Linked DNA regions of Mus musculus: all the other regions are linked to region 1. A link is a loop called in an ENCODE intact Hi-C map of the cell type or tissue named here. Cell type or tissue: left cerebral cortex. All regions are shown on one strand.

What was found. A loop is a pair of places that touch in the nucleus more often than their neighbours do. Peaks named below come from ENCODE experiments on the same cell type or tissue, not always from the same donor. Only the 100,000 strongest peaks of a DNase experiment are listed, where the experiment ranks them.
Region 2: it touches region 1 in a loop (2.8-fold over the local background); 5 of 42 quality-filtered maps call a loop at or near these places.
Region 3: a loop joins it to region 1, with 6 times the contacts of the local background. A loop is called at or near these places in 5 of 42 quality-filtered maps.

What each region holds. Positions count from the first base shown.
Region 1 is chr17:69,965,079-69,973,078 of GRCm38, forward strand. It overlaps a transcript of Dlgap1 not described here. Among named protein-coding and RNA genes, the nearest start is that of Gm36594, 45 kb to the left of the region's middle. In left cerebral cortex, a CTCF peak has its summit at 4,079; DNase peaks (open chromatin) are centred at 4,148, 4,576, 4,986, 5,353 and 3 more places; H3K4me3 peaks cover 3,401 bases; H3K27ac peaks cover 2,254 bases.
Region 2 is chr17:70,337,366-70,345,365 of GRCm38, forward strand. It overlaps a transcript of Dlgap1 not described here. Among named protein-coding and RNA genes, the nearest start is that of Dlgap1, 83 kb to the right of the region's middle. In left cerebral cortex, a CTCF peak has its summit at 4,770 (motif pointing left); a DNase peak (open chromatin) is centred at 4,757.
Region 3 is chr17:69,763,449-69,771,448 of GRCm38, forward strand. No RefSeq gene overlaps it. Among named protein-coding and RNA genes, the nearest start is that of Gm36594, 160 kb to the right of the region's middle. In left cerebral cortex, no CTCF peak of the experiment used is centred here; DNase peaks (open chromatin) are centred at 4,379, 5,827 and 6,770; H3K27ac peaks cover 2,575 bases.

The sequences.
Region 1 (8,000 bases):
GTGCTGGGATTAAAGGCTTGCGCCACCACCGCCCGGCAGGAGCCGCTCTTGAAATAAGTCTTAGTCAACAAAGAAGAAACAGAACAAAGAGGACTTGAGATAATCCTACCATACACGTATGACAAAACACCACATTGCATGTATGACAAGACGGCGCCACATCAATAGTACAATAGAGAGCTGTTCTGTTTGTGAAAGAAAATGCACAAGCCGTGAAGGCACAGGTTCAGATCAGAAGGAAGAAGCCAGCGCATGTCAAGGGCATCATGATGAGGACTTATACTTCACATAGATACATAACTGTGACTACAATTGTATGGCCAAAACTCTGTTTTAATATACATATTTAAAGTGATACCATTGTTTTTGAAGAAAAGGAAAATCTACATTAAAGAAAATAGATTGAGAAAGACATTACAGTGCCTAGGTAGGAGGCTATGGAAGCCCAATAGGTTTCTATACTAGAAATGGAAATCAAGATGGATTCAAGAGCTGTTTAAACAGAGGAAGAGGCCAACCGTGGTTGTGGATGGAGGCTGACTTGTGAGTGTGAAGTCTATTGTACTGTGTAGTTCTCTGTTGTAAGTCCTGGTGACCTGGTGGATGATATCGTCATGGGTGAATACAATAAGTCTTTTTAATTTTCACTACTGCCTCGAACAAAAGACCTTAAAAATGCTGAGCAAGTGGTTTACCTCTGTGCTGAACCCATTGCCAGGAAGAGAAATCAGTTTAAAAGAAGGGGAAAGTAGATGATATATTAATCCCGAGGTATCTGGAAAAATTCAGGTGGATTTTCCTAGCAGGTTTTGGGATTCACAAATATTAAGCCTAGTGGAGATGTAAAGACTGGAAGGAGATATACAAGAGTTCCCAGTTAAAATAGACACTCACGTCTTTCATGGTTACTTTTCAGATAGTCCTTCGGTTTTTCTTTCACTGTGTGGTTGTTTACTTGTATTTTTTTTTTACCTGCTTCACCATGCCATGGTCAAGGCAGAATGCCACCATTTTTCTTTAGATAGAAAATGAGAGATTACCCAGCAGGAAATCTGTCTGCCTGTGGTCTCAAATGTCCTGCTCTTGCCATCATGTTTGCTGACTTAGCCAACACCAAGAAAGAAGATAAAGAATAGATAAAGAGGATAAAGAATGTTTATCCTCCAGAAGAGGATAAATATTTTGGGGGGACTTACATGGTTAGAGAGCATTCTCATGCAGCCTACTCACCAGAGTGCATCTTCAGGAACTGGAGTGTGCAGCTGGGTGAAGTGTTTATATGACATGTCTCTGGCTACTATTGATGATCACTACAAACTTGGTGGCTAGAAGACATGTCAAGTAATCTTACAGCTCTGCGGGTCAGAAGTCTGATATCAGGTGAAGTGGGCTAAAATTGAGATCCTAAGATACCACTCTATCTTAGAGGCTGCTGAGGAAAGCTGTTCCTCTATTGGTTTGTAAGCTTCAGAAACATACATTCCTTATGACTGTTCTCCTCTAAATACAGGGTTCACAGACTGCAGAATCCCACCTCTGCTTCCTGCTTTTCCATTCCCTAACCCTCATCTGATAGAGACCATTGTCCGTATAAAGACTCAAAAAATAAAGGCAGATAATCTTTCTGTCTCAAGATTTTTAACTCAATCTTATCTACAAAGTTTCTTTTCCCACAGAAGGCAACATTGACCGGGGACATCTTTTCATGCATTATTCAGTTAACACACTATGACAGAAAGGATCACAGCTGACTAGCTCTCGCTTGTGCATGGCTTATATTCTACTTATATAAATAATTATTCACATGGTAGATACTAAGTAACATTTTAAAAGTCAAACAAAAGCAAGCACATGGATAACAACAAAGACAAATGCTACCAGCTCTCCTTATAAAATATTATTTGTTTCAAAGTGACTGCAGGAATAGGTGACCTCTTAAGCACACATATAGCAATTATAATGCAAACTCAATAGCCAGTCAATGGACTAGATGTCTATCCTTTTTTTTAATCCAATATCAAATTCTTCTTCTATGAACTCTCTGATCTTATTTTGATGAATTTTCTATGTCTAATCCCATGTCGTCTGAAAGACTGGTATAGCCATGTACATGGACACAGAAGACTCAAATGTATTCTTCTTCCTCCTGGTACAGCCAAGCAGTCAATGCCTCTTTGAAGCCTGGATGTTCAGACACTTGAGCCAATGATAAGTCATGGTCCATTGGTGGGAGAATAGAACAAACCATTGACGTTCTCTCTTCGTGAGTCTGTGATAACAATCTAAACTCTCTCTAGCTCTCTTGATTCCTCCCTGTGAGCACTGTGTCAATTCCTGCCTGCTACTGACACTGGGTTTGAACTACAATTCTCTAATTCTGGAAGATTTGCCTATCTTTCTGAAGAACAGTTTTCACTTATCTTAATCGTTTTTGATTTCTATCACACTACACTCGGAAGATCTTCACAAAAGTAATACTGTATAGAGATTATTATTCAGACATTCAAATTTTGTTTTCTGAAATCAAATACTCTACCATTGAGGTATAGAGAATTTATTGTATGAAAAAAAAACCTATTCACAATGAAGACACAAAAGAATTTTGGTTTCTGGTAAGTTGTAAGTTATTTTGTTCTCACTAAAGTTATTTAATTTATGTTAAGGCTTAATAATTATGAATATTTTCTGTAATAGATGGCATTACTTTTAAAATATCTTTGGATTCAACATATTTCTAAGCCTGTAAAACCCCTGTAGTTGCCCTTTTCTATTTATGAAGACTTTTCAGAAGCCTTTTCTGGAAGCCAGATAGGAAGGGCAGCATCCCTACATTGTCATCCTTGAATTGGTTGGGGATATTTGTTAGAACGCCAAGAGTTTACCTCTGTTTAGTAGCTTAATTTCTCTCTCTCTCTTTAGTGGAAAATCACTTAGCGAAACTGTGGAGATTATTTATCTGAGTCATATTTTTATGGAAACTGCTTTTCACTTCCGTGCATTTTTAGAAGTGTTTTCTTTAAAAGAATATTCTATTAATATTTATAATTAGATAGCACACAAAACAGATGCTAAGTCTTATAACTTTCTGGGTACAATTACATAAAGAAGATTATATACTTTTCATCATAATGTCGTCCCTGGGAGCTGAAGAACAAAGGGTTTTCTCTCTGAACATGCCATTTCTTTTTGGGAGTGGAAATGAACAGGAAGATAGCGATTAGCCACAATTAACCAGTTTAGCATGCTAATGTTGATCCTGAATGTCATACTTAATGCCTAGTGTAGTATTGAGAAGAGCACCGCACTGTGCGAGTTCGTAATTGAGTGACATGTTGGCCTTTGTTTTATTTATTTTTTAAATTCTCAGCTAACCTGCCTATTACCCTGGTCCTTCCGTGATGTTGGTGGGTCCTTCCTTTCTCCCTCTCTCCCTCCTTTCCTTCCTTCCTTCCTTCCTTCCTTCCTTCCTTCCTTCCTTCCTTCCTTCCTTCCGAGCTTAGTTGTATAGTGTTCAATATTCACAAACGTGAATATTACTAAAGCCAGAGAACAGAAGGAACAGAATTCATTTTTCTTTTCTTTCATTAAAATAGTGAATGAATGAAAAATACATTGGTTAATCTAATCCATATAACCTGTCCAAGAGCTGTAAAGATGAGGAAAGCTGAGTAGCCAAAGAAGAACGGTTTTGAGTGTTGGTGTCAGGTTTTAAGCCTTCTATGATGCATGAGTCCATGTGTCTCCTTCCTAAGTGGTGACTTCAAGGGCTACTTCTACTGTGGGCTCCGAGGATGGAGAGAAGGAGAGCTTTCCAACAACCATTTGCCCTCAGACAGGGTCTGCGGATGGACCCTGTGCCAAGGTCTGCTTTCTCTACTTAGAATTGCAGAGTAAGGAAAGAACGCTGGGCAGTCAGGAGCGGAAGTTTACTTCCCCCCAAGATACAGCGCAAGGGTACGCATAGGTCACGCCCACTAGCGGGTGGCGGCCCCTGGCTCCGGGCTGAGATGCTGGCGTCCGCTCCCGGGAAGGCGCGGACATACTTGCGGACGGAGGCTGAGCGGGCGCGAGCGCACCCTCCGGGAGCCGCCAGCGCCTCCCCGCGGCCCGGGACGCCCGTGCCTTGGCCAGGACCAAGGCCAGCGGCCACTTCGTAGCAGCCGGAGCGGGTGGGAGCGCCTGGCTTCTGGCCGTGGCCGCCGCCCGCCCGCCGGCTCCCGTGGTTGGGCGGAGGAAGCGCGGGACTCCTCCTCCCCGCCGTATTAACATGCACCCAGGGGCGGGTGACCAGCCCAGCCTCGCCGCCCCTGCCCGCCGCGTCCCGGCGCTCAGCCTCCGCTCCAGAGGCGAGCGCTGCGCTTCGGGCGCCGCAAGCCCGAGGACGCGGCCTCGCAGCCACCTTCCGCCGGCGGGGAGCGGCAGGACCGGCGGCGCGAGCGGCTGCCGCCACCTCAGCGCCTGCTTGGGCTCCTTCCCTTCACCTCGCTGAGAAACGTCCCGTACTGCGGGTTCACTGCTCTGGTCCTCGCTCCGAGGCTCGTGGGACGGACTGACAGACGGACGGAGCAGCGACGGACAGACTGCGGGCAGCGGTAAGGCAATGCCAGGCTGCGCGGCGGGGCTGGGGCGTGCGCGGCGGCGGCGGCGGAGGCAGCGGTGGCAGCGGTGGCGCGCTGGGTGGCTGCTGCTCACCTCCTGCTGCGAGGTCGCGGCAGCCCTCGCATCCTAGGGACTGCGGGCCGCCTCTGCTGGCCATTGGCCGGCTCTCTCAATTTCATGACTTCTGCCCCGGGAGCACGTCTGGTCCCCGTGGTGACCCTGGGATTCCTGGGACCAGCATACCCTTCCCCGGGCAAAGGATCTTCGCAGCTCCCTAGGGTGTTCGAGAAGGGACAGATTTTTAACTGAGACAGGGTCCCTGGAGGGGGCGGGGGAAGGGACAAGAACGCGGGTCCTATGTCTCCATCAGCTTCAGCCAAATTCATACCCGGTTCAGCACCTTGTAGGCAATGGCAGCTGCTCACTGCAGGGGACTTCGCCAGGGGCTCCCCAGTCCTTTGCAAAGCAAGTTGTTGCACTCTTTTTGTGTGACACTTTTGGCATTGGTTGTGAAGAGCGACCCCTTCCCTGTGTGTGTAAGAAGGGAAAAAAAAAGACACAAAGACAGTGGCACAGAGAAACACAGAAGAGAGAAAGGGTCGTGGGGGGTGGGGTCTCCGGAGAGTCTCTGAGGCCAACTGCCCGCGAATCGCGTGGCGTGGCGGGCGATGAGAGTCTGTATTCCGAGGACCAGATAAGTGACTGGCGCTGGAGCCGGGACCAATGGGAACCTCTCCCTGCTCCGGGTTGAGCCAGATAACAAATTGCACTTTCATGGAGGGGTGGCTGCAGCTGTGAGGAGGACCTTAAGGGCTATGAAGACCCTGCATTCAGGACCCGCAGAGAGCGAGCGGTTCTGGTCTTCACGTTGTTCATGAGGCCGTGGGAAGGGGGCCCGTGTGCCCGCCCCAGAGGCACTGAGCGCCTGTGCCCGGAGGGCGTCGCGCTGGCCCAGGATGCCTGCTCACCCCTTGCCTGGCCTGGAGCGCTGCGGAATTTTCTAAGAAGGGGAGAGCATGTGGAACAGGAGGGGTGGCATACTTAGGAGGACCAAATCGCTGTCGGGTGAGAGGTTATGTCTCTAATGAACCCCCCTCCCCCTTAAGACTGTTCATAGAGAAACTGGTTCTGAGCCCCCAGAGGCTGCCAATCATGCCTCCTGGCCTATCAAATGAAGTTCCAACAGAATTACAAGATGGATAATAAAAGTCACAATTAAGAGACAGCTCTCTAGCATTTGTGGTCTTCATGAATGACTTCCTAGAAGAAGATGATGGGCCATTCAAATGGAAATAACGAATACTTAAAGCTTAGAAGTAGGGAACGGAATTTAAGTCCAAAACCAAACATCTGGCACCCATGCCCAGTCCATTTTTGTTTTGTTTCTGTTTGTTTTAGATCAGAAAGGAGGTGCTGTAAAGAACAGCTTTTGGACAGTTATTTATATCACGACTTCAGTCTCAGGAAGCAACTTGCTATTGCCTCTGATCGTTTTTTGTGTAGATAACAATAGTGTCTATCCCAACGTAGATGGAAATGACAGGCAGGCAAGGAATGATGAAACCGTTCTAGTTTCTACAATACCAGAGGAAAGTGGTCTTCGTGTAACGCTGTTAAAAAAGGAATTCCAATACATTCAAAACATGCTCAGAATTTAAGTTCTTAAAATTTTAAAGCTGTGTTTGGGCCCAGAGAATTCAAACGTTGGAAGGAAATGAGGTTGAATAGAAATCTGGTGTCCATAGCTTGCTTCTTCATTATTTTTTGGATTTGCTGGTTTAGTTTAAAGTTTGCACAAGCCACTACCTTAAGTACTAATTCCAAGTTCTAGGCCCGAGATTCTGTGAAAATCTTTGAAGCTAAGTGGCTTGCCTAAGGGAAAATAAGTAACCTTGCAGGAGAAAAAGGCTTGCAAATGCAGGCTAAGCTTTAAAGATCACCTTTGCATCTCTCTCTCTGTGATTCTAAGATTTGCTGTTAAGTAAAGTATAGGCAACGTGGGGAGGGAGTGGGAGAGGGACATGACCAAAATATATTGTATATTTGTATGAACTTTCAAAAACATAAAACACGGGCAACATAAATCTTGGCAAAATGAACAAACGTTTTGAAAGATCTTTACTAAGTACTTTACTGAGTACTTTACCGACAAAACTTTTCCAATTATATTCAAGCTTTTGTGCTTGGAGGGAAGGACAAGGGCATGAGCACTCCCTGTGGGGACTTTGATGGCAGAGCTCCTCTCATTTCTCCCTCCAAGATTCATCTTATTCTAGAAGCATCAACTAAAAACATTATGAATCACACCAGCAGTCATTCTAAGCAAGTGGAAGGAGGACCTCACAATATTATGCAGGGAAATCCCACAAACCCACTTGCTTTGCCTTCTAAATTCTGGTGATTTGTGTTTCTCACTGCATCCAGATTTAGGGACAGAAACAGTGAGGTTTGGATCTGTTAAGTGCATACCTTTGTTCCCGAAAGCCATCAAGACTGATATTTTAAATAAAATTAACACGGCACAGACAGGATTGTCTGATAAATAACTCAGGGACAATACAGTAGTGGTGTGACCACTGCTTGATAAAGTTATGCGCCACATTTTTTTTTCTTAAATAAGAAACTCCTGTGTACTCCGGGTTGCTGTTTTCCTTTGTCTAGGTGTATGTCTCATTTCCTCGATACTTTGTAATTGAGAAAGAAAAGCAAAGTGCTGCTCTTTGTTTCTATTATAAACTCAAACTCACATTGTGTTGCTTTAATGACTGCTCTCCTCAATTGTGTTAAGCTGTCTCAGAAGGCAGAGAATTAGCTTTCAATCAAGAGGCTTCCAACTGGAAGATTCCATGAAGATTTCATTTTCTTTATAAATCGTACACGTCCTGAGTTTTAAGGGAACCCAACCAGTCAATGAAAGAGAGTAAAGAAATAAGAGAGTTCACAACTACACCATCAAAACCAGGTTATTGGGGATCTTAAAAATCTCCGTAGTGACTTCCCATAATTATAATGTATTCCTATTGTATGTTGGTCTATGATTAATTTAAACCTATTAGGTTAAGAGCACACACAGCTATTGCAAGGGCTGTAGTTGGTTCCCAGCACCCACACTGGGGAGCCTATAACTCCAAACTTGTGGATTCCAATGCCCTCTTCTGGACTCTCAGGTGCACATACCCATAGACATTTCCACAATTGTAAATGTAAATCTTTTAAAAATTAGGTGGCTATTTTATCAGAAAGGCCTTTTGCTAGCGTTCCAGAAAATTTTTGTGCTGATGAGAACATTTGGGGTTAAAGCACCCTAGGTCTTGGGTTGCTTATTCGTAGAATCCTAAGGGCTCTTGGTTTGGTTTTCCAAGGAAAGATTCATTACAGTGTTCCTCAAAACATCCTTCATG
Region 2 (8,000 bases), 370 kb after region 1:
CTTTCCCATCTTCCTGACTGGGGCCATGGTTTACCCTGGGAATGAAGGGCTGCCACTGTGTCTCATTTCTTTCAGCCGCATTTCATTCCAGGTGGGGGAAAAAAAGAAAACAGACACCGTGTTCTTCTTCTCTTTACCTCATGCCCATTTATAAGACATAAGTTCACCCTAGGAATAGATAGCACCCCAAGTATGTAAGGTCTGGGTCACCCTCTCCCATATTATTGACATAGAGGTTTTGCCTCCAGAAAGGACACCAAAAAACCATAAAGAAAACATGCTCACACACACACTCACACATACCACCAGAGACTACTACGGGGAAAAGCAAGCCCCTACGTCCTGCAGCACTGAAAAATGTACAGCGGAGGGTGCCCAGGAACAGAGATGACGGACCTCAAGGATGAACTTGCAGCTCTGCCAGAGGGAACTCACTTTATGTAGAGCATGGAGAACTCCGTGCCTAAGGATGTTGTCTAAAGCGGTAAACATCATGGTGGGAGCAATTAAGGAGGCACTCGAGGACTTTTGATGCAAGCAGCAAAAAGCAAAACAGCAGGTCAAGCAACTCAAGGGAGAGAACAATGCAAAGAGAGAGCCACAAGAACCTCCTAGGGCCCTATAACCCTCTCAGTCTGGATGCTGTTTGCTGTGCTAGGCTGTAGTCACAGAGGCGAATTAGGACACAGCACAAGCCAGCCGAAAAGCCTGTCTAAACCACACATGTGTCAGTTAGCACAGGGCAGGGTGTGCCCTGGTATCAGAGGCTTATCACCAAAATCTAAAGCATTAGCTACTCCTAGCCAGAGGCAACTTCTGTAAAGTTAATGAACAAACAGACTCATATCTGCCTGAAAGTCTGCAAACATGCCTAGGACAGTGCCTTCTCAGAGGGCTGGGGGGATGGAAATCCAACCTAGAAGTGAAAGGGGAAATCTGGGCTAGCACTCCCTGACAAGAAGTGGAGGTGAACACAGAACTACTTAATCTGTGATAACAGCCAGTAAGTCATTTATAGATCATACAATAAAGAGTGAAAAGACACATGGTTGAGAAAGTTTTCTATAATGCATGCCCAGTATGCTGACTGAAGAGAAACCTGTGGGTAGCCAAACTACACAACAGGAACAAGTTGGGTACTGTGACACACACAAAATCCTATTGCTCAAGAAGCAGAGATAAGAGGGTCATGAGTTCTGGGACAGCCTGGGCTACATATTAAAACCCAGATCCAATGGGGGAAAAGATATTAGCTTAAAAGCAAGAGGCTACCTAGTAGGGCAGGGGATGGGCCTCCAGCCACTAAACATAGAAATCCCAAAGACAACACTACCAACTCTGTAGAATAGAGAAGATACAAATAGATTTGCTACCATGTGTTATGCAAAACTGTCAAGATTTCAACAAAATTTAAAGACACACAAAGAAGCAGGGACAAGTAGCCCTGTGTTGGTTTGCTAGATATGTAATACAAAGCATTAGAGATTGGGAGGCTTAAAAAGCAGAAATGGTTTTCTTAAAATTCTGGATGGTAGGACTGGGGAGATGGGTCAGCCATTAAAGGCTAGGCTCACAATCAAAACATACATCAAAACTCTGGATACTGTCATTGCAAGATTAAGACGCCAGCAGAACTGCTTCCTTAGGAAGCCTGGATGGGTATCTTGTTCTCCTCCCACAAGCAGCTTCATGTAATTTTACCCTTGCATCTTACTGGCTTAGAGACCAAGCCAATCAAACCATTTGTTTTTAGTGACCTTCTTAAAGCCCCTGTGTACAAATACACTTGCATTCTGAGGTACTGAAGGTAAGTACTTTAGCATGAAAGTTTCTGTTTGATACTGGTCCACCTATAATAGAACCACAGCAGAATAAAGGCAGGAAATGCCTTCTTTTTAAAGGCAGAGTCTCATGTAGCCTAGGATTGCCTCTAACTCACTTACATAGCCCAGGCTAGTCTAGAATTCCCAGTCTTCCTGCTCCAGCCTCCTGAATGCAGGAATTACTGGTAGAGATATACATGTTCAGTTTAGAAAATTCCTTTTGCAAGAGCCTAAATGGCTATTCTAGCAGACCCTGCCATCGGAGCAGTTACCATGAACATTTTCAATGAACTAATGTAGATAATTACTGAAGAATAAAATGTATGAAGGCAATGTCTCATTAAATGAAGAAAACCAGACGCAAAGGGAAGTTTGAGCTCCCGAAAACGGAGAACTTGGAAATAAACATCCAAAGATTATGTAGTTATTGAATAATAAAAATATGCAGAAAAGGCAAAAAGTGTGAATTCTAGACTAGCCTGGGCTATGTAAGTGAATTAGAGACAATCCTAGGCTACATGAGACTCTGCCTTTAAAAAGAAGGCATTGCCTGCCTTCTCATTTAGAGAAATGTGGGACACCATTCACCATACAGAGAAACACAGCGAGAAGTATCAGGAAGAGAGGACCAGAAAGGAGATGTTTAAGGACACAGATGACCTACATAGCCACAAATTTCAGTCAGCTCCAAATAATAAACAGAGAGAAATCCACTGCCGAACACATTGTCAAAATGCTCAAAGATGAAATGACAACACCAAAAGAAAAATGACTCATCTCTGCAGAGACAACTTGAGACTATTAACCCTGACCTCGTCTTAACGGCATCCAAGGCCACGGGAGGGTGCACAGCCAAAGCACTGGAAGAGGAAAACATCAAGAACCTAGACAGATTCTGTCTGTGACAATGAAGGCAAAATAAGAAGATTCACAGATCTTAAAATGCTGTTTGTTGGCCAGACGGTGATGGTACACGCCTTTAATCCCAGCACTTGGGAGGCAGAGGCAGGCAGATTTCTGAGTTCGAGGCCAGCCTGGTCTACAGGGTGAGTTCCAGGACAACCAGGGCTACACAGAGAAACCCTGTCTCGAAAAAACAAAAACAAAACAAAAAAAGCTGTTTGTTGACCTGGCAGGTGGGAATCCAGAGCTGCACAACCCTGCCGTGTGCCTCACCTGTGATAGTGAAAGCAAAGGAGCATTTTCAAAGTTCAATAGATTTGTACAGGACGTGGATTTCTTTCTCAATGAGGTTTATTGGGGTAAGGAAACATAAGATGGTAAAGGGGTTTTTCATCTCTATGGAAATGATGACTCTACCAACTGCTGTGCCAAAAACTTCCATTGTATTTCCTTTCTTCTCTGTATCTTGAATTATTGACGCTCTTAGGAAATGAGACCCCATAACAATGTACTTCTGGTTAACATTTATATAGCCTAATACATAGGACATCCATAGCAACTAAAGAAAATTTATGTTTCCATGGCTGAACTCAAGAAAGAGGGGATGAGAGCAGGTGACAGGGACCTTTCTGCATATGCTGCTTTCTCAGTTTCCACGATGTCAAACTTCCCAGTGACTGGTTTGCTCATCCACAGATAGGACTAGGTCTTCAGGTGATTGCATGAGAAGGTCCCCAAACCTGAAGCAAACTTAGGAAAGGATGCGCTCGGCATGCTGCAGTGTTTCCTTTCCCCATCTGGACATTGTTAGAGTTTGAGGGAAAGTAGCAAAACAAACAGAGACCAAGTGGAAGCCTTAAAAAAGGTCCAACTAATCCGAGCAGTCAAATGACATTGAAGAAGTGAGACCAGGTGTCACCATGCATGTCATTATATGAGTTAACTGTTGTAGTCAAAGAAAGAGAAGTCCCTTTCTTTTTAATAGCCCTATTGAGAAATAATTCTCACTCATACAATTCTCCCATTTATAGTGTATGTATAGTTCACTGGCTTTTCATCTGCTCATTGACTCGGCATCATGTACCTATCACTACAAACTGCATTCCATCTCCCCAGTAACAAATGCTGATATCCCTTTACTTATCACAGCAGAGCATAAGGCATGATAATCCTTGTGGGACCCTGGAGAGAGAGTGGAGAACTCAGTGGGTAACGGGGATATGTGTTCTCCATAGACCACTCAGGGCTCTTTGGCTTCAGCCGGGAGGCAGATATCTTGGAAATGCTTTTCCCTAGTAAATCTAGCTTGCGGAAAATTCGCTGTGTGGTTTCCATTTACGCCTAATGGGAATGCCAGGCCCCATAACAAGGCTGAATTGTGAATTACATTCCTCAACACAGCAATCCCCCATCTTTTCCAAAGCGAGGCAGAGGAAGAATTCGAGCTCGGTGTGTGTTTTGCTTCAGCAAAGAGGCAATTGTAATCAAGTGGTGCTGTGTTTTAGCTGGGCAATTTTAAAACCAATACTTGATTCTAAAAGGCCTGGGTGGTTTTCTTTCATTTTCTTCTTTTAAGTTTCAGAGACCGGAGTGTGTGAGGAGAGGCTCACACAATTTACCTTAAGGTATCTGGGATGTGGCTAGAGGGCTCAGCATCAGCAAACAGCTGCATCAAAACACTTGTGCCCCTTCCTTTCTGTGAGTGATAATCTCTGAATTGATCTAAGAGCTGACAGAGGCGATGATGTGGTAGTGAAGATCGCTTGTATCTTGCTTCTGCATTCCTACCTTGCTATGGGTAAAGATTTCCATGTGACTTTTTAAATATGTCCTTCTGGTCTTAAATGACCAGTCAATAACTCTTTCAAAAACTGATTTCTTCCCGCCCTCTGTGTGTGTGTGTGTGTGTGTGTGTGTGTGTGTGTGTGTGTGAAGCAGGAAAGCAGGTAGGTTTCATTCTTTGACTCTAAGACAGACAGTACATTACCAGAGGTTTACCATGAATTTCAGACCCTCTGTTCCCTCTGCCGGCTGAAGAGCAGTACTGCCAGCCCGTTTCCTGGCCTGCACACAGTTAGATTAAAGGCAAGATCAGTCTTCACAATTTGAAGACAAATGAAGTCTCTCCTACTCCGTTGTTCTCTTCTTGCACCCTGCTTGTGCAAGAAGAGACATGTGCAGGGACTGCAGATGCCACCGCAGAGAGGGCAGCCGTGGCCTCAGCCTTCAGACAGCCAGGCAGTGAGTGACAGGAAAGATGACTTCTCCAGAGGGAGACTTGTCAGGGGAGACATCAGGAGTGATCTTGGAAGCCGTAGACCCTACAGCCGTGCCACAGCAGCGGTTGTAGCGGTGTAGGAACAGTGGTCGGTGTGTTAAATATCCACCCTCTCAAGCCCCCATGCCCAAGGCTTAGTCCCTAGATTTTTAGCACTGTTTTACATGGTGGAACCTTAGGAGGTAAGGTCTCTGGGAAAAACTTCAGTTACAGGGGGAAGACATGCCAAGGAAGTGACAGATATTAGAACCCTGGAACCCTGACACCACAGCTCACTTGCTCTTGCTCTCCCTCTGTCTCTTGTCTCTATGTCTGTCTGCCTGCCTGTCTCTGTCTCTGTCTGTCTCTAGATAGATAGATAGATAGATAGATAGATAGATAGATAGATAGATAGATAGATAGATAGATAGATTTCTCTCTCTGTGTCTCCCCGCCCCCATCTATCTCTCTGTCTCTCTTTCCTCCTCCTTTTCTTTCTCTCTCCCCTCTGTCCCTCTCTCCCATCTATCTCTCTGTCTCTCTATCTGTCTGTCTCTCTCCCTCCACCACCACCACCCCTTCTCAGCTGCCTTGAAGTAGGCAGCTTTGTTCCACCACACTCCCCACTGTAGTAAGCGTTTGGCCTCAATATAGGCCTGATGGTAGAGCCCACTTATGATCTTAGGCCTCTGAGATCATGAGCCAAGTTGAGCTTCCTCACTATTTTGTCACATTGATGAACAGCTGCTCCATACGGTGAGTGACAAGTGTGTCGCTCGTCCTTGTCCTCTTCGTTAAGGGGATAGGGCTGTGTTGCCTCTCTCTGTTACATGTTACTCAATTCTTACATTGAGTTATTACCTTAACCTCCCTTCAAAAATGGAGTGAGCAGGAGCTGAAGATATGATTCGGGTGAAAAGAGCACTGGCTTCTCTCTCAAAGGACACAGGTTCAATCCCAGCATCCATGTGGTAGATCAAAACAGTAACTCCAGACCCAGGGTATCAGATGGCCTCTTCTGACCTCTCCACAGGCACACACATGCACAGACATACAGATAGACAAAACAACCCACATGTGGAATAAAATAATAGTAGTTGTTTAAGGAATGGAACAAACAGGCAGAGAGGGGAAGGCACACCAGGGGGGCTTCTGTTTACCACATAGGAACAATTTAAATGTGAGAGTAGGACCTTGAACAAGGTAATAGCAACAGAATGCCAACCACGAGGGAGAGGTTGGTGGCACTGAAGCTCTACACCTCAGCAGGCTTCAGAGTGCCAAGCCAAGAGGGCAGCATCAAGAGTCACGGCTCTCAGCCCTTACAGGGTCTTAAGTGCCAGCCCAGAGCAGACCTTGCACAGCGTGATCACAGGTAAGAATAACAATGCTGTCTGTCCCCTGTCTCTGTCACGTCTCAGCATTGTCTTCAGCTTCATCCACCAGTGACCCCACCAGGCTCCATGGGATAGTGCCATTCCATGGTCACAATGGCCCCAGTTGAACTAAGGGAATCACAGAACAAAACCAAGAGTCATGGTCCTAAGGAAGGAGCTGGTAGGGAAAGAGAGGTAGTTGATGGGAGAGAAGTGAGAAGGAAGGAAATAATCAGATTCCATTATGTACATTCACGAAATTGTCAAAGAGCGAACTTAATTGAAAGGGTGGACTGCAGGAGTCTCCATGCTAACAGCTGAAGCAGCAGCTGTCAGAGCAGAAGTTCCTCGGTCTAGAAGGGTTTTCAGTGGGCCAGTCCTTAGTGGGTCTTGACAAGCCTCTTGGAGCCTGGCCCCTGCCTGAGAACTGGACTTATGCAAGAGCTGGACTCTGAAGTCTTCAGACTTCTACTTCTAAAGAAAGCAGGAGTGGCCAGGAGCCAAGTCCAGCTGGAAATTGGGCTGGTGAAAAGTCTTCGGGCACTCCTTTTTGTATAGTTGGGTGGGCCCTGGTTGGGTGCTGGTGTTTGTATGCAAATGAGTCATAAACTAGGCCCAACTAGGAGAGAACTGTCAAACTTGGAGGGGAGAAGAGAGACCCATGCTGCCAAAAGCTTTCACTTCTTACTGTCTGCAATGGCAATGGTAGATCATCAGCTGTCTAAAGGGCACCCCTGGGTACTTAGCACTATAGAATCTAACGTTTCCAGTTGTTGACATCCCCTATTGTTTGTCTGCCACTGCGGCACCATCGTCCACTGACAGTCTCGTTAGGCAGCCCCGTCTTGGATCTTAGTTGCAGTCTGTCAAATGTGGCCTGTATCTGGTTTCCATAGCTTCGGGCTTCTCAATCCAGCCAGGTTTCCAAGCTTCGTTTTCACCTGTTCCCCCACCCCCCCTGCTGTTGTCATGGCACCTGGGGACGCATACTTCTCTGCCAAGATCATCAGCAAGCAGAAAAGCAGCTATTGCAGCTTTAGAAGGTAAAAGGTCTACAGTTTGACTTGAGAGATTTTTTTTCTTTAAAGGTTTACTGCTTACATTCATTTTCTACTGCCCTGACAAAGTACCTGAGATGGATAAATTTAGGAAACAAATATGGATTTTTTTGGCTCATGGTTTCAGCAGTTTCTATCAGTGATCAGTGCCTCTAGAGTTTGGGACCATGATAAGCATCATAGTAGGGAGTGTATGGTACAGTCAAGTTATTGACTCTGGGTTTGCCATGAAGGAGAGCAGAGAGGAGAGCTAGGGCACCAGTATTTCTAGGAAAGCATCAGTGTCCCAAACTCATCCCATCTGACCCCATGTCCTAAATGTCCCATCACCTCTCAGTGTGTCGCCACAGGCTGGCAAATGACCTTCAGGGGACATCAGAGGGTGTGAGTAGCCTCTCTGGGACACATCACACCCAAGCCTTAAGATGTCAATCCGTTGCTAGACATGGCGGCACATGCCTCTCGTTGTAGCACTCAGGAGACAGAGGCAGGAGAATTTTCAGTAGTAGATTGTACATGTTTTAAATAATAATGTATCTTTTTTATCATTTACCTGTTTCTGCAGGTTAACACAAAAATTCAA
Region 3 (8,000 bases), 200 kb before region 1:
TTGTCATGAGTCTAGCTTCTGCTCTCTCAGACTGTAACTGATGATAAACCTTTTTGAAATAAACCAGAAAGATCTTCTGGCTCTCTCACATTTATTTATGTATTCATGTATGTATGTATATATGTATGTATCACTTGTTCATCCATTCATTTATTTGTGACACCTCTTCCTCATTATTCTTCCTGGGGACCTCAATACAACTTAACAATTGTGAGATGACTCTGCCCTCTTTGTAGTGAACCTTATCTTCCAGGTTCCTGAACCATTGCCCTTGAAGTGTGTCTCTTTGCCCAAGATACTTTTTGAAGCTAGAACACTTCAGAGATCTGTAGAAGCAAGACTGTACTGTACACCATCACTGACGTATACACACTCAACTTGGGATATGTCTCTCTTGTCTTCTGGGTATGATCAAATGGTCCCCCAGACCCCTCTTCAGTCCTTCACCTTTCTACTTATTCTAGTCCTCCTGTTTTAATTTTTGTTTTCCTAAAATAAGACATTTAGGATAAAGTCATGCCTGTGTTTGCTGGTGGAATGCCAGAGAAGGTTCATGAAAACAACAGGAAGGAACAGCAGAAGTTTCAATTTATTCTGTGGAAGAGACATGGCCAGAGGGAAAGATAGGCAGAGAACCAGATCATAGATCAGTCTAAAGAAACTTTTATTTTGGCTGAAACACCTCAAGACCAGTTTCCTCTGTAACAGTGGCCCTGTACTGATGGCCACTTCTCATTCCCATGGAAGGGACAACTCCAGGGTAACAGGAGCTTGGATGTTAACACAATGTAGACCCAGAATGCTGGTAGCCAGGAGACACATGCTCCTATAGAGGAGCTGTACTGGCTAGTTTTTTGTCAACTTGACACAGCTGGAGTTATCACAGAGAAAGGAGCTTCATTTGAGGAAATGCCTCCATGAGATCCAACTGTAAGGCATTTTCTCAATTAGTGATCAAGGGGGAGAGGCCCCTTGTGGGTGGGACCATCTCTGGGCTGGTAGTCTTGGGTTCTATAAGAGAGCAGGCTGAGCAAGCCAGGGTAGGCAAGCCAATAAAGAACATCCCTCCATGGCCTCTGCATCAACTCCTGCTTCCTGACCTGTTTGAGTTCCAGTCCTGACTTCTTTGGTGATGAACAGCAGCATGGAAGTATAAGCCAAATAAACCCTTTCCTCCCCAACTTGCTTCTTGGTCATGATGTTTGTGCAGGAATAGAAACCCTGACTCAGACAGGAGCTGAGCAGCTCATTCCATTGTGGCCAACAGGGACTTTAATTGGCTTCTGATTGATAGTTAACATTTACTGGACATTTGTTATATGCCAGGTGCTCTGTGCTAAGAGCTTTCAAATGTGTTTGAATATTCATAATGAGTATGATGATTATGTTTAACTTTCAAAATTGAACTGGGAGTTGGGCATAGTGGCTCATGCCTGTGATCTCTTTACTCAGTAGCCTGAGGTCAGAGGACAGACAGTAGCCTAGGACACTCTGGGCTACATAGTAAACTCTAGTCCAATCTAAGATACTACAGGAGACCTTATCTCAAAAAGTGCCCCCAAATTCACTGAGGCTCAGAGAGGACATTTGCTCAATGATCGTAAGGATTTGGTCCTCTTGAACAAATTAGAACAATTTTTAAGACTTCCTATTAATACACATTTATATAGTATACTGCCAGCTATAGTTGAAATATTACAAAATCCCCCCAAACCCATGCATTTGAAGGGATGACCACTAGATTGGCACCACTAGGAGGTGCTGGATTCTTTAAGAGGTGACATCTAATAGGAGGTTTAATCCTACTGTGAGATTGTGGGACCCCAGTCCCTCACTCTTTGCTTTCCATTAATAAGGTAGATGGCTTTACCAGGTCACACGCAGGATACCATGATCTGCTGCTGCTTTTCCGCAGCCCCCAAAGCAACTGAGCCACTCGAGCCCAGGCTGAAATCCATGCAACAATCCCTTTCTCTTTAGAAGCTGAATTATCTCATATTTTCATTGCAGTCATGGAAAACTAACACATTTCTCAAGTACCTTCTATTTCCAAAGATTCACCACATCCTTGGATGACAGGAGTGAGCCAATATATTCACCTTATATTGACCTTACCCTCAGAGAGTTCAAGTGTACTGAAGGAACATAAAGACTCAGAGTCTAACATAGCTGCAGCACAGCCTACATACTCCCAAAAGGCCTATTGAAGAACATGCTACTTAAACTGTGACCAGAGAATGAATAATGCTTTGCTTTATAACAAATGATGAGCAGAGAGACATCCAAGGAGAGCAAACAGTATACACAGATGTCTATGGACCACAGATAGCTTGCTGTGTCAATGTAGCTAGCAGTAATGTGTGGTTCTGTTTTCTGCTACTTCCCCTGGGGTGTCCAGGCACTGCTGTATACCCCTGATGGGGAAGGGTGGAGTGAAACCTGAGTTTGGTGTTCTGCTCCTCCCATGGAATATCTAGGCACTGTTGTACCAGGTGAAGAATGGGTTGATTAGCAGGATCCCAGTTCAGCAGTGAATGTGGGGGGATAGAGGCCTTCTCTGAGGATTTTAGTGTTATGGTTCTTCAGTGTAACAGAAGATATTTAATGAAACAGCTCTCTTAGATGATAATCAACAAAACACCTTATATGTATAAGCTTTATTCGGGGTGAATCAAGGCTGTGTATATGAACGTCGGAGCGTAGGAGGGGTTCTTCTTAGGGTGAAGTTTCATTATCTGAGGGTTAAGTTTCTGGGGATACCTCATTTGCATGGTGAGGCATTCCAGGATGGTGAACCCCATAACTTTGCCAAAGAATATGAGACATTCCTCAGGTAAACGATTAGGGGTCGGGCTCCCCAGATCAGTTGGAAAAGAGGGGGCTCAGCTAAAAGGGTCCTCAATTTTGCTGCAAGGCCGGCAATGCTGTCCAGACATGGTGGACTACAACCATAGTAGAAAGGTGCAACACTACTGCACATTGTAGCTTGTAGAAAAGAGTTCTAAACTGCTTGTTAACACTGAATTTGTCCCATATGGTATGTGCATGTGAGCAGATAAGAAAACATTTCATGATTCCCCCAAAGATGTATAAGACAAGCTTTCAAGTTGTCACATGGAAGAAAATAGATATTTAAATAAAACCTTGCAGAGATCTATATCACATTTCATTGGGTTCAGATTTTTGAGCCCTTAGTACTCGACTAGTATCAGGATTTTTCTGATTGAGACATCCTCCCTTAATTGCCTCTCCATGCTAAAGAATCAGAAGCCGCACACAGCCTATGTCACTCTGAGATTCCAGTTTCCCATTACTCTCATCACGTGTCATATTTATGGACACCTGGCCTTCGAGGCCCTTCATAAGCAGGACTGCTTTCTCCGTGTTAAACTGGATGACACTAGCAAAGACAGCCATCTCAGGCGCTGGAAATACAGAAATAAAGGAAAGATTTACTTTTGAGACAATGATTTATTTTCATATTAAAACAAGGGACTTACTTTATTTGAGCAGTCCATTGGAGGAAACTACAAACAGGAGGGGGGGAGAAATTGTGCAACACACACACATACAGTTTTTAAAAATAAAGTGACAGATTTAAACAATTGAGAAATAATACAACTTGTAAGTGGATAAAAGTATGGTGGGAATATGTACATATATAAACATATGTATATAAGAAAATGAACTATGAACACTATGAAATACATATGGCTATTTAGTGAATTGTTAATGTTTCAAGTACTGAGATAGCAATGTGTGTTATGTATTAGTCTGCTCTACTTACATGTGGTTATTTATGGTTATTTCCTGCAGTAACTAGACCATGCATTATTAGTAAAATAGTACATATCTTTCTATATATGTAAAGATAATGCATATCTTTCTATAATATGTATCTTTCTATGCCTTTAAGATGAAAAACTTGAGACCATGCAGCTTTCACAAAGTCAAATAGGTAGTAACTGAAAGAGTCCCGACTGAATTTCGAGTCTTATTCTAAGACACGGGGCTTTCTCCACAGCACATTTCTAAGCATCTCTTTGAGGCTCTACCACCAGCTTTCTTTAGAGTCACTGGCATCCTTTAGTGCTTTCCCCCCTATGAAATGCTAAGCTATGACCCATTGGGATAGCTGAGACAATGCTCCAGGGTGTCTCCGTGTTTCTGCTTGTCCTGGGTGAACTGGCACTTCAGCTCTCTTTCCAAGGAGTAGTGTCAAATAAGCACCTTTGGAAAACAGAAGAGCTGGCCTTTTCTGAAGCGCTCAGCAGATTCACTTGCTGTTCTGTGTAATAAAGATAGTGTCTCTCTTCGGGACAAGTATCTCTTGGTCTTGGTTACAGCCAACGTCTGAAGATTTCCTAAGCACAGCTTGCCTGAGCGGAGGTGTGACGTTCACTATGTGTCACATCCACTGGCTTTCTCCTGCACCCTCCTCCTTGGTGCCTGGCACAGCAGGATGAAGTTTGTGGTCTGCTAAACCCTGTGCACAGTGATCTGTCTCTGACCTGACAGTGTTGTATCTTTCACAGGTTCCTACAAGATGTCAAGGCAATTTGTTAGGTTGCAAGTAAGAGGAAACCTCAGACTTCACAATTTCCGACATTCATTTCTCCATTCATGATCATTATTAGACTAATAGTTGTGCCTTTGATTGACACATTTCATCCAGTTGTTCTCAGACATACTTTGAGGTATTTGACCTTTGAACAGTCCTTTTCCTTTCTTTTTATTTTTCTCTCTTCATTATGCGTTCCTTTTGCTGCCAGGGTCTTTGTGTCTCTTAGCTTCTTTTCACCTTTCCCTGAATTTTAGCTCTAAAAATTATATCCATTGTTCACACCTTACGGTAAAATAAACGTGTTGCTGCCTCTCGTAGAGATATTTGCATTTTCAGTCTCAATTTTAGATTCAGACTTCATCTCTGAAAATAGCAATTTAAGAAGTTTTAATAAGGAAGTAGAAGGAAACTTATTTGTGCCAGAGATTAAAATTCATTCGTTTTACTTCTGAAATTAAAATTCTTGATGTTTTCCAGCTCTTTCTATAAGTCAAGAAAGTTTTGGATTGACTCCAGTTTTCAGTCTATACAACCCTACTGGAGAGTTTTACATCTATGGGGGTTTGACCAACTGCACTTCAAAATCATTTGAGGAAATTATCCTTGTACTGAATACGAACAGCATTTCTTCTGTCCCATTATTGTCCAAGCAGTGCAGTGGAGGAACTGCGCACTTTTTCTATACCATGTTAGCTATTGCACATCATCTACAGAAAATATAATGTATAGAAGTAGGGTTGTAACGTCTAGGTTCTATGCAGATACAAGGACATTTTAATGAGGAGTTTGAGCATCTGCAGACTTGGGTATCTGTTGCTGTCCTGGCTTCATCTCCCATGAATACTGAGCAATGGCTGTATTTTGTCACTTGGAAGTATGCTGAAAGCTTCGTTAGTTAAGCTAGGCCCAGGGTGCTACTATAATATAAACGTTTGAAATTCAGTAGGCTAGTGAAAGCACATTTCTTACTCATGTAGTTTGAGGCCAGCATGTGCTTGGCAGCAGGTGGACCCGCGTCTGAGGCTCCTTCCATTCACAGGGCAGAAGAGGGAGCCACAGCAAGGACACACATGTTACCAATCACCTGAGAGGATCGAGTGTGTTTCCTTTTCCTCATACTCTATTGGCTGAAGCTCATTCATCTACATGCTAAGGGCTCCAGCACAGAGAGCTCTGCCTCATGGCCAGATAGAAAGTAAAAACAAGTTGAATTGCACGCAGAGTTATCACTGCCTAGAATTTGTACTCTTTGTTCCAGAACAACTCAGTAGCGCCGGATATTTCTGACAAACGCTCATGAATAATTCACTTTGACACAGTGAGGGAAGGCCATATGCTGCTTGTATTTGTGGTTTCTTCGGCTTCAAATCAGTTGCTTCCTTTTCTGCAGTGAAAATAATAGTAGCTTACATTCTCGCACATAACCTTAAATTAAAACCTATTTTCACAAGCAAGATGTGTAGTATGATGCTATTATTGTAAATGGGGGCAAACAACCTCTATCAAGCAAACCATTAGAATACAGCAGCAGTCAATTCTTTGACAACAGAAATCACTGTTACTGTCTTATATATTTATATTTTTTTTCTGAAAAAAAATAGATTTACAATTAGGAAAGTAAAATATTTCTATTTCAAACAATAGAGACCAAGTCACCATAGAGCTGTTAGGCTATGCCGCTTTCACACTACTCATCTGGTGCTTAAGAAAGGCAAACATTGGTAGTGCTATACTCGCTTTGCAGAGAAGAGACCTGAGGCTCAGATTCAGTGTGAACTTGGCCAGTGGCATCCATCTAGAAGCAGTCAACCTAAGACCTAAACCTACACTACGTTCTTTCAAAGTCTGTTTAGCCCTGCAGCGCCACAATGACTTCAGGAGCCTAAGCAAACTAGCATGCTTTTGTATGTTCTAGTAGCTCTTGATTTCAACACAAAAAATTCACATACAAACTTCTTTAAGGAATTCTTCCATAGTTCCTATTATACAGACACCCATAATGGCTCTACATATTCACTTAAAAGAAAGTTCTGGGCGCCTTTAGGTGTTTTTAGGTGAAGGCTCTTTGACAAAGAACGTATAGCATAGCCTTTCCTCTGTATCTCCATCTGCTTGCATGGAGAGTGCTTAATGAGTCCTCAGTGCCTCCCCCCTGCATGACAAGGATGAGAGAAGTTGCCAGCCCATCCTGTCAGTTCCACATCAGATCCAGATGGCTCTGCACACTCCATTTTTAGTTCCTGTTTTGTTTTCACCTCTCAGGGTAAAAAAGAACAGCCTGTAACATTGCGATGGATAAATTTCTGCACTGTGACTATGTATGCAGAGCAGCAGGGCTGCCACTGTTCTCCAGGGCTAATTAGCCTCTTAATATCACAATCATCAGCATCGTCCACCTGCCTGCTACTGAGGAGAGGTACTCAGGGGTTTCTGGTAAGAATGAGAGAGGGGTTCAGCAGTGGGCGACAAAGTTGCAACTCCTGTGGAAAAGGCCAATGCACACACTGAAGGACACAGAGAAAGAAAATGCAACAAGAAGTAAGCCTTCCCAAGAGCTGGTGTTTGGAGTGGGCTGGTAACTAGTTATTACTGTTACCCAAATGGTGTGTTCCATCTGAAGCTGGTGACAGGTAAGGTTAGTGAAAAATAAGCATATTCAAAGCCTTCTTTTATAGCTCTCTCCTATAGAGTCCGGCCCCATCCCGCTCTCCCTTTAACCTTCCCTCAACACTGTTACATTACAGCAGGGGTTGGCAGAGTGGATGTTATTTTAGGTAGCAGGATAATTTTGGTCATCAGAGAGCTCTCTCTACTGTTCTAACAGCACTTCCTGGGAGCCTGCATATAATGTTCAAAAACAAGGAAATGAGAGAGCATCAGCTAAATCTCATTGAATGCTGGGGCCAACCCTACAGTTAAAGGGCAAGCTCTCCAGATCACTGTGTAAACATCTAAGTGTCACTGAGAGCAAGCGTAACATTTGTCACCTTCCCTGGAGGAGACACACCACTTCTGTCCCTATTCCAGCGTCTCAGACTGAAAATTGAATATATTCCAGAAAAATTGTTTTCAAGATGATTATTTGTTAAAAACCTTAAAAGAACCAAAATAGAGATTGCTTCATAAAGATAAAACAAAGTAATATAGACACACACAAGCTAGGAGTGTTTCAGATCTGTCACACTGGCCACTTGAAGTGTTATATGACACGATTCCTTAATAATTTGCAGGTCTGTTGTTACATAAGAATGCGAGATAACAAGGAGGTGCGATATGCCCTAATTTCTAGAAGAAAAATTTAAGGCAGATGTGTGCACCAGATGTTGGGGAACAGGCAGTACCTGTGTGAGTCTTGTGATACTGTGGAGTTTTATCATTACAGAACTGGTGTTTAGAGAATGAAAATGTGGCCCCCTTTGAAAGCAAGAACACAGGA